Regions from separate parts of the Homo sapiens genome. Here region 2 is linked to region 1. The links are chromatin loops, found by intact Hi-C in ENCODE. Cell type or tissue: heart right ventricle. All regions are shown on one strand. Links, peaks and the distances in the headings refer to the core of each region. The heading gives the core; the rest is flanking DNA. Region 1 has its middle 17 kb from the start of SOX6. Region 2 overlaps SOX6 (SRY-box transcription factor 6).

The links. A loop is a pair of places that touch in the nucleus more often than their neighbours do. Peaks named below come from ENCODE experiments on the same cell type or tissue, not always from the same donor. Only the 100,000 strongest peaks of a DNase experiment are listed, where the experiment ranks them.
Region 2: a loop joins it to region 1, with 30 times the contacts of the local background. A loop is called at or near these places in 1 of 110 quality-filtered maps.

What each region holds. Positions count from the first base shown.
Region 1 is chr11:16,370,895-16,375,301 of GRCh38, reverse strand. It overlaps a transcript of SOX6 not described here. Among named protein-coding and RNA genes, the nearest start is that of SOX6, 17 kb to the right of the region's middle. In heart right ventricle, for the core only: no CTCF peak of the experiment used is centred there; no DNase peak of the experiment used is centred there.
Region 2 is chr11:16,295,283-16,299,689 of GRCh38, reverse strand. All of the region lies in intron 3 of SOX6 (SRY-box transcription factor 6), which reads left to right. Among named protein-coding and RNA genes, the nearest start is that of SOX6, 59 kb to the left of the region's middle. RefSeq lists an enhancer at 3,674-4,407. In heart right ventricle, for the core only: no CTCF peak of the experiment used is centred there; no DNase peak of the experiment used is centred there; H3K27ac peaks cover 1,588 bases.

The sequences.
Region 1 (4,407 bases), core at 93-4,092:
TTCAACTGGAGAGATTAGGTGTGATGAGAAGATGTCATTATTCTGTTTAATAATATGTATAACTTTTGTATGAATGCGTTGGGTGGCAAATTAATTGGTGTGGGCTAGAAAGTTTGAAAAAGCTTTGAAGTGTTAGTTAATAATAGTAAACTTCTGAGGCTTCTTTTTTTCACATGAGTTGTTGGAATTTATACCTATTTTTTTATATAACACCTAATGGCAGCAGTAATTTTTTTTTGTTAGATGTTGCTTCATTTTGAAGTTCCATTCTTAAAAGTTGCTAATAGGCATAGTGTTGCATCAAGTTTGACTTTCATTTTATGAATTTGGACTGTAGTTGTCTCCTTTTTTTAAAACAGTGATAGAAAATATAGAAATGTCAATAATAACAAAAATGATCGTGGAGAGAAGTTTGAAGAGTGAGATGGGAAAGAGAGAATGTGAATATGAAAGGAATAAAAACCAACCTGCTCTTTCCTATTTAAGTATTTGTCTGGCTTTCAAACACAATTTTATTTTATTGTTTCTTGGATTTTATGGAGTATAGAACATTGCCTAAGAATAGAGTGGATAAATTTATCACAGGCACATAATTCTTTTTGCCATGTGAGTGTGTTTGTTTGTTTTTTCATTACAAAGAAACCTCACCACATGTTTTTAACATTTTTATTATTTAAAGTATTTGAATCATATTGTGGCATGTGTTTCTTAAATAACACTCTTAGGGTGCTAAATAGGAGAAAAGGATAATGACATTAATATTATTTTTTTCTGTTTAAAAATGTATTCCACGTGTGATATTTGAAATACCAATTGCATAAATGTAGAAGTTAATTTTTAAAATTATTTTGAAATACATTGCCATCATTTTATCTGAATAACTCTGAATCTGAAGAATGCAGAAGGGTTAGAAAGAAAACTGCAGATCTGTGAATTAGTGATAATATAACTAAAAGTTACTATATGTTATAATTACCAGAGATTCTAATGAGCTAAAAAAGATGTGAGTTCCTGACAATGAAAACATTTGGAATAGGTTTTACAGGTTTCCTTATTTTTTGGGTATACTTCCATGGGGTTTTAGTGTTTTATAAGAGGTAATTCCCAGTTCAGTTCATAGGCAGTCCAGGATGTTCTGAATAATGAAGAGGCACATAAGGGAGTTCAGAGAAAGAAAGATTTGGCTTTATGACTTAAGTCAGTATGATATAGCATAATATTTTGAGATAATATCTGCATGGAAGCTGTAGTAACTGTATTGAGTTAAAGATGGGTCAATGATGTACAGCCTTGAGTATTTATTAGCTATACTGAGGGCTACATTTCTGTATTAATAAAGATAAGTTAGCTTCCTTCCTTCTTCCCTTCCCCTTCTCCCTCCCTTCCCCTTCTCCCTCCCTTCCTCCCTCCCTCCCTTCCTTCCTTCCTTCCTTCCTTCCTTCCTTCCTTCCTTCCTTCCTTCCTTCCTTCCTTCCTTCCTCTCTCCCTCCCTCCCTCCCCCTTTCTTTTCATTTCAGCATGGTTATGACCTAATAATGTTCAGAACATATAATATGTATACACATATGTGTTTATTCAATGTATTTGTTGTTTACTTTTATTCTTAAGGATTAGAGTTAAGCACATATCAACCAGAAAACCTACAAACTTTTGCAATAAAAAATTGACAATGCCTGGGTATGATTGTATCTCTGGAAATTATAGAAACCTATAAATTAAATTCTCAAGTGTGATACTGCATCACTTACTTGCAAGATTTACTGTTTCTAGAGCTGTAAGGGAAGATGTTACAGATGATAAGAACTATCTAATATTGTAGGAGTTTAAGTTTATTTAGTAGTGAAAGAGTAACCCCAAGAAGGAAGTTAGACCAATGGAACAAAACAAAGTGTGAAAGGAAGAGTGAGGTAAGACAGGGCATCTGAAACAGTGGGACAGAAACTGAAGAAGGACCCGTTTGCTTGGATTGACTGCTGACACATCTCTCTTTTAGGCATGTGTCTAGAATTTACTGCTTTACATTTTGTAGACATATAGAACTGCATATCGTGAATTGTCCTTTGTGGTTGTCATTCTGCCTGTGAAGGATGAAAATATGTTAGAAACAAAAAGTTGAGATAGTTTTGCCGTAACCACAGTTTTACGATGAAATTTTATTTTTGTGCACTGTTGCTTATAGAAGTATATGTATTCATATACTAACACACTATTAGGAATAACATTCTGTACAATGCCAATTTTCCTTCTCACTATTTTTTCTTCCTAAATATATCTACATACCATGAAATTACCTTTGCGAAAAAAATGGTTATATCATATGTATGAGCATGGCAAGTTCTGAACATAGTTCGCACTAACTAATGTGAACTTTTATGGCATAAGGACAAAAAATGAAATCTTCCTAGTGATGGGCAGGGATTCATATAAATGAAATAACATTTTTATATCAGAACCTTAATTTTACTTTTTTTCTAAGGATCTTTCAGTTCCAGTTGTTCCATCCACGTGTCCAGCTGGTGATATCAAATTGACTAATCTCTACTGGCTCTCTCCATCAACATCTCAAGGGTGGTTAATGATGATTTTATTCTCTTATTACTTTGCTTTTATTTAAATTATTCTGCAATTCCTCTCCTGTGAAAAATCAGTGTTCTAGCTTCTTGTGACCAGTCGTTAACTGTATATTTTGGAGTCAGTTATTATAGCTGTCACTCAACTGGGCTTATCTGTGAATGGTGTTTTGGAGAAGTGGCCTTTCCAACAAAGTCCCACCCTTTGCCGTCAACTGAAGTCTCTGTTAGTGCTTTACTCTCCCTGGTGACTTCTAACAACCTTGATTAGTTGGCTCTACAATTTTAAAGTCTGCCATCTGTCTCTACTTTTTCTTTCTTTTTGTCTTTTATTCCTATGCCATTAACTTATCATTATTCCTTTTCTACTAGAAAATATACATATGTCTATTATATATTAAAAATAAGTATTTGGTATACTTTAGTATCATACCTAGTTAGTGTGATGAGGATGCAGAATTGAATAACTTGCTTTTCTTAGGTCCTGTTTTATTTATTCTGGTCATCTTGAGTTACCTGGCTTTCACAGTCTATACTTTCAGGAGATTTAACAATATATGTCATTAATCAATCAATAAACTAATTATTTATTGAACTAATATGTTCAATACAATGCCAGATACAAAAGAAGCATAAAATATGATTCTTGCTTTCAGTACACTCACAATGTAAACAAATTAAGGCAGTATAAAATGTTGAATTTGGGAGGTTTTACCTGTCATTTAACAAATATTAGGTGCCTTTTATAATAATATTAGCTAACATATACTGAGTATTATCTATGACCCAGCCATTGTGCTAAAGTTCTTTAAATGTATTACAGGTCGAGCAACCCTAATCTGAAAATCCAAAATCTGAAATGCTCCAAAATCTAAAATGTTTTGAGTGCCGATATGATGCCAGAAGTAGAAAATTCTACACCTGATCTCAAGTGACTCAGTAAAAACAAAGGCACGTAGTAATTTTGGTGTAGTAATACTATAATATTAGAGTTTGTAATACAATTTTACACTTTAGAATGAAGGCAAGATAGTATTTATACATATGCAACATGTATCACATAATGTGTCTATGTACACATATTCATTATTCTTTGGCGCTTTGGAGTTTGGAATTTTATTCAACAGTGTTTACTGAGCACTTACTATTGCTAGGCACCAGCTGGGGATTGGAGATACATCAATGATCAAAACAGAAATCTCTGCCCTCAAGGAGCTTACGTTCTAGTAGAGGGAAACAGGCAATTTATTTTTTTTTAAAAAAAAGAAAAAGTAAGTTATTATAAAGCAAGGTAGAAGATAAATGCTATGGAGAAAATAAAACAAAAAAGGGGGATAGGGAGCACCCAGGGTGGAGGTATATGTGCAACTTTAAATAGGATAGTCAGGGAGGGTATCATTGAGAATAAAATTTTTGCCTAAAAACTTGAGGTAAAAGAGAAAGGGAACCATGCAGATATCTGGGGGAAGAGCATTCCAGGCAGAGGGAGGGACCAGTGCAGACTCTGAGGTAGAAGTGTGCTTGGTATGTTCAAGGTACAGGGAGGGATGAGATCAGAGTGGCTGGAGACAAATGAGTGAAGGGGGGAAATAATAGGAAATGAAGTCAGAAAAATGACAGGGGCCGGGTTAAATAGGAATGTGTAGGTCATTGTGAGGATTTGGCTTTTACTCTGTGGGAGATGGGGAGCCATTGGAACATTTTGAGCAAAGAAGTGGTATGATCTGACTCATGTTTATTTTAAAAGGATCATTTTGGTTGTTTCTGGGAATAAATTATAGGGATGAAGAAGAGTAGAAACAGGGTGACCACTTAAGCGGCTATTACAGTAACCTAA
Region 2 (4,407 bases), core at 313-4,312, 76 kb after region 1:
CAGGTTTACTTAGTCTAATATATTAGCAATACATACGCAGATTTTGTCTCCTCTTACCTATCGTAGTTGACTATTCATTTTAGCAATTTCCTGTTCTCTCTCCTTCCAGTCTTAAATGAAAAGGCGTGTGGTGATTTTAAAAAAAAGAATGTTAAATATTAACCAGTTCTTAGGGAAAACATGAAATGCCACTTTACTGTATTTCAGATTTTGGGAAGCAATTCCCAATAAAGATTCCCACCCCTCCCCCGTTTTTTATAAAAAAAATCTGGGCTCATATAAGGAGTCAAATTAGCCTCATCAAGCTAATTTTCTAACATTTTTGAAAACAACCAGCTTTCTAAATAATTGCTTGGTCGTGCCTGTGATCACTTGGGATAAAATACATTGTTATCATCATTTTCTTAATCCTCAAAGATCTTTAAAGACACGAAGTGCAGAAGCTAGAGAATATGTAACTTTATTTTCGTGCAGTAGAATGCATATTTGATTAATATGGAACTGTTTATCAGTGATAACATATTCTATGGTATATGGAACATAAATCAAATACTATTTGTATTAAGATTATTCTGAAAAATGATACATTCTTTAACCAATATATACCAGCTAGTGTTAATTAACTTTGAAATTTAAAGTAATTTAACTAAATAAGTAACACAATAAAAGAAAATATTGCTTTTCAGAGGTTTAATACCCACCATTTCTTTGTAATTTTACCATCTTCTTCCAGCAAACGCAATTCTTGTATCTCTTCATCCTCTATTAGTTCAGTATCTTATTTCATGACTACTCTTAATTCCTTATTCTTCTATATTAAAACTCTATCTTCATCTTGGTAGGAGTATTTAATCTTTTAATCATATCTTAAACATCTAATGAGCAGGCTGCTACTAAATATTTACAGTGATGCCAAAACGAATAATAAGAACATAAGTGTTCCAAGGAATAGCTGGAGTATGTTACTAAAAAAAAATAAGTAAAACTAATTCTTTATATAAGAGTTAAGAAGAAGTTAAAATCTCTTCGAAGGACTGTTTTAGAATAACATCTGAATGGACCATTTATTCAATTATATCTTTTGGCTTCAAATGATTTGTTTCAGATAATTTCCTTAGTTTCTATGACCAGATAGTTGCTTTCTTTTTTATTTCTTTGGGTACTTATTTTTACTTTTCCAAACAGGAAACAACTTTGTATTTTATTTATTTGCATCACATAGGTAGCTGATAATATGTTCTAGATTATGAGAGGCTATATTCAGAATCTAAAAAAAACACATAAATTTAGACAAGTTTGTATTGAAAAATTCCTTACATTTTAGACATTTATGTCTTTAAGTATATTTTAAGCCAAAGGTTTAAATAATATGCATTCTATAGCAAAGAAAATAGGATGGTTAAATATGATAACTAGAACTTGGCTAGCCCTCTGGTTGTCAGGACACTTAAACAATTTTTAACTGTATAATTTCTATGACTAATATTCCTGGATTTTAAAGTTACACTATAATGCCAAACGAATAAATGGAATAAAATTTTAAAATGAGGGTCCCAGTCAGAAGAACGTATATTAGTATGTTTTAAAATAAGACGCAAAGGGTTTGCATCCAGTATTTTATTCCCTTTAAGACTATAATTGACAAACTGCAGTAATCATGCTTTTATGTGTTTTTCTGCCTCTACTGAATTCATTTAAAGAAAAAGAAAGTAAAAAAGTGAAAAAGAGACTCCAGAATTTTGAAACCCAGTGGTCCTAAAGTGATGGGAAAATAGCCAAGGTGTCACAGCTAATTTCTGACCCTGTTTTATGAGTTCTGCTGTTCCTTATTCCCCCTGTCAGCCTGGGAATCCCTGAGGCTGTGCAAACTGGCTGAACATCACTCAATCCAAGTTTTATATCCCCTTTTAATAATGTTGAGTCTATTCTGTCCAACTTTGATTCAGACAACCTGCTTGTCTTGAAAAAGTGATATATTTAATCAGTGACTCTGTCTCCAGCATAGCTCCCACTGCGTGTGACTAGAGCCAGAGAGTAGTGCAGTGGTCTGTCATTTCTGTTTGAATGGGTAATGTGGAGCCCATCAGCTGAAAAGACAGGAGCTGGAACTGCTTGTTAGGACACATGATCAAAAGCCACTCTCTGCTTTCTGCCAATCAAACCTCATGTCGCCTTGTGGGGCAGACATTAAATAGATTTTTTTTCTGCCTTACAATATGGGCACTTTGCCAGTTTGACATGTGAACTGTTACAAAAGATAGCAGAGTTTTGACCACTTGCTGACTGCTTAAAAATATTACCGAACACTTGTCAAAATGAAATATTCATAATACTATATTATGATAAATTCAGTGAAGTATTATTTGGTGCATTTATGTTGTAATTTATGGAATTTTTTTTGTGGGGCAGAAGAAACAGTAGACACTTGCTTCTTGGGTGAAAGTAAGGAAGACAAAACTGTAAATCAGTCCAATTACAAAGCTATCACAACTGTGTGACAAATAGTTTTGAATAAGATGATTATTACTTTATGAAAGTAACATTAGTTAATTAAATGTTATTTTGCATTCTCTCTCATCTGCTTTAAAAATTATTTACTTCTTGTAAGTCATTGTAGGAGAGTGGCTTTTGTATTATATTTAATACAAAAATATGTAAAACTTTTATTTTGAAATATAATTCAGGATCTTATTCCTTCTTCTTATTGAGAAGATGGACACATTTTAAATTCGAAGACAGTCTTTAATTTGTGGCTGTCCTGATGGGTGTTTTTACTCTGCCTTTTCTTTTTCTTATCCTCTGAAGATTCCACTATTATATTTCTGCTTCATCTTTGTGCCCATAACATTACCCAGTAATGATAGTGGAATAGACCTAACTTCTAAGGTTTTTAAGAGAAGAATGAGTACCTAAGTACTTTTGACTTAAAAGGTCATTGAAATGGGCATTTCCTACCATTTTCAAACCACCCAGATAACTGTTCTAAAGCTGTTAAATCTTAGTTGGTGTTTTGATATCTCCAAACTTGCCACTTGCCGTTTCTTCTCTAATGATCATTTTAAAAGGAGTTAAACATTTTCACCAAAACATACCATGGCAATCTAGTGGAACTCATTTAAACAGTGAGCTACACATAAACAGCTGCTCCTTCAATAAGCCATTCTTTATAATACCCTTATTACCTTCTAGTGTCTCAAATTCTGATTAGTCAACAGTGCTGATTGCTGTACAGCATTCCGTTGCCCATCTTCCTTCTGCTCAGCTGCTCATGTCTTAGTTGTTATTTGATTACAACACAACTTGTGCATTGTTTCACCAAGTTGCTCTTCACATTGTGTCTTAAAAACTGAATTATCTAGGGAAACTGGGGTGTTGTGAGAGTGACTTTCTTTATACACATTTAAAATATCTGAGTAAAGCATGGTATTAAAAAAGACATAACTATGGAATTCTTAGGTTGGAAAGAATAATTGTGGCTTAAAACTCAGTACTTATAATTGAATTATGAAACAGACATTAAGGATGTGGAAGTGTTTTAAAAAGCATATACTATTTTACAAATTTAAAGAGTTATAAAAATGTTATATTATGGTGATTAAATTTCAATCAGATATAAAGTTCTGGAAGAGGTAATTATGTATGTATAACTCCATAGGAAGGGCCTAAAGGACCTTCATCTTTGCCCCAGGACTAGATAATTTTAGTCCAATTACTGTGCAGCACCAGTGATGCCTCACTAAATAGGATAGCCTGTTGGTAGTTTAAGTTGTGATGAAATAAGTAAGGGTGGGAAAAATCTCTATAATGAAGTTTGAATTTCAGCTATTCCTTTGTTGTGACCCCCTGGAATTTACTCTTAGTGAGTAGGAAATGCTGACACACTAGAAATGCAACCCCAGTAAAGGCCCTAAATCTGTCATTGTGCTCTGGAGTCTGCTCTGAAAATAGCAAAGCTCTTTTGGTAAATTAAAATCGGTGTGAATGGGAACAGATGTTGACATGTTTTACTTTATCTTCAGGGATGCCAGTTAAAGAGGAGGGGGTCAGCAAGGTTAGATGGTAGGAAATAGAGTAAGTGTGCAAACTTGTTTTGTGAAGGGAGTTCTGTTTTGGGACATTAGTCAATAGAATTGTATTTCTCTTTTGTAGTCCAGGTAAGAATTATACCTCCATTACTATATCTACAGGAAAGATGAGGGGGGGTGGTATTTATTTCCGGATGGCTATCTGCTTTTGATGTTCTCTTGTGATTGTGTCTTTTCTTCATCAAACTGCTATAAACTGTCTCAGATTGCTATTAGGTTTTACTTTGCAACATCATTTTGGCATAGCTTCCTAAAGTATTTGTTGAACCCTAGTGCTGTAGTAGAGTCTTTGTACTGGTATTTGTCAAAAATAATGAAAATG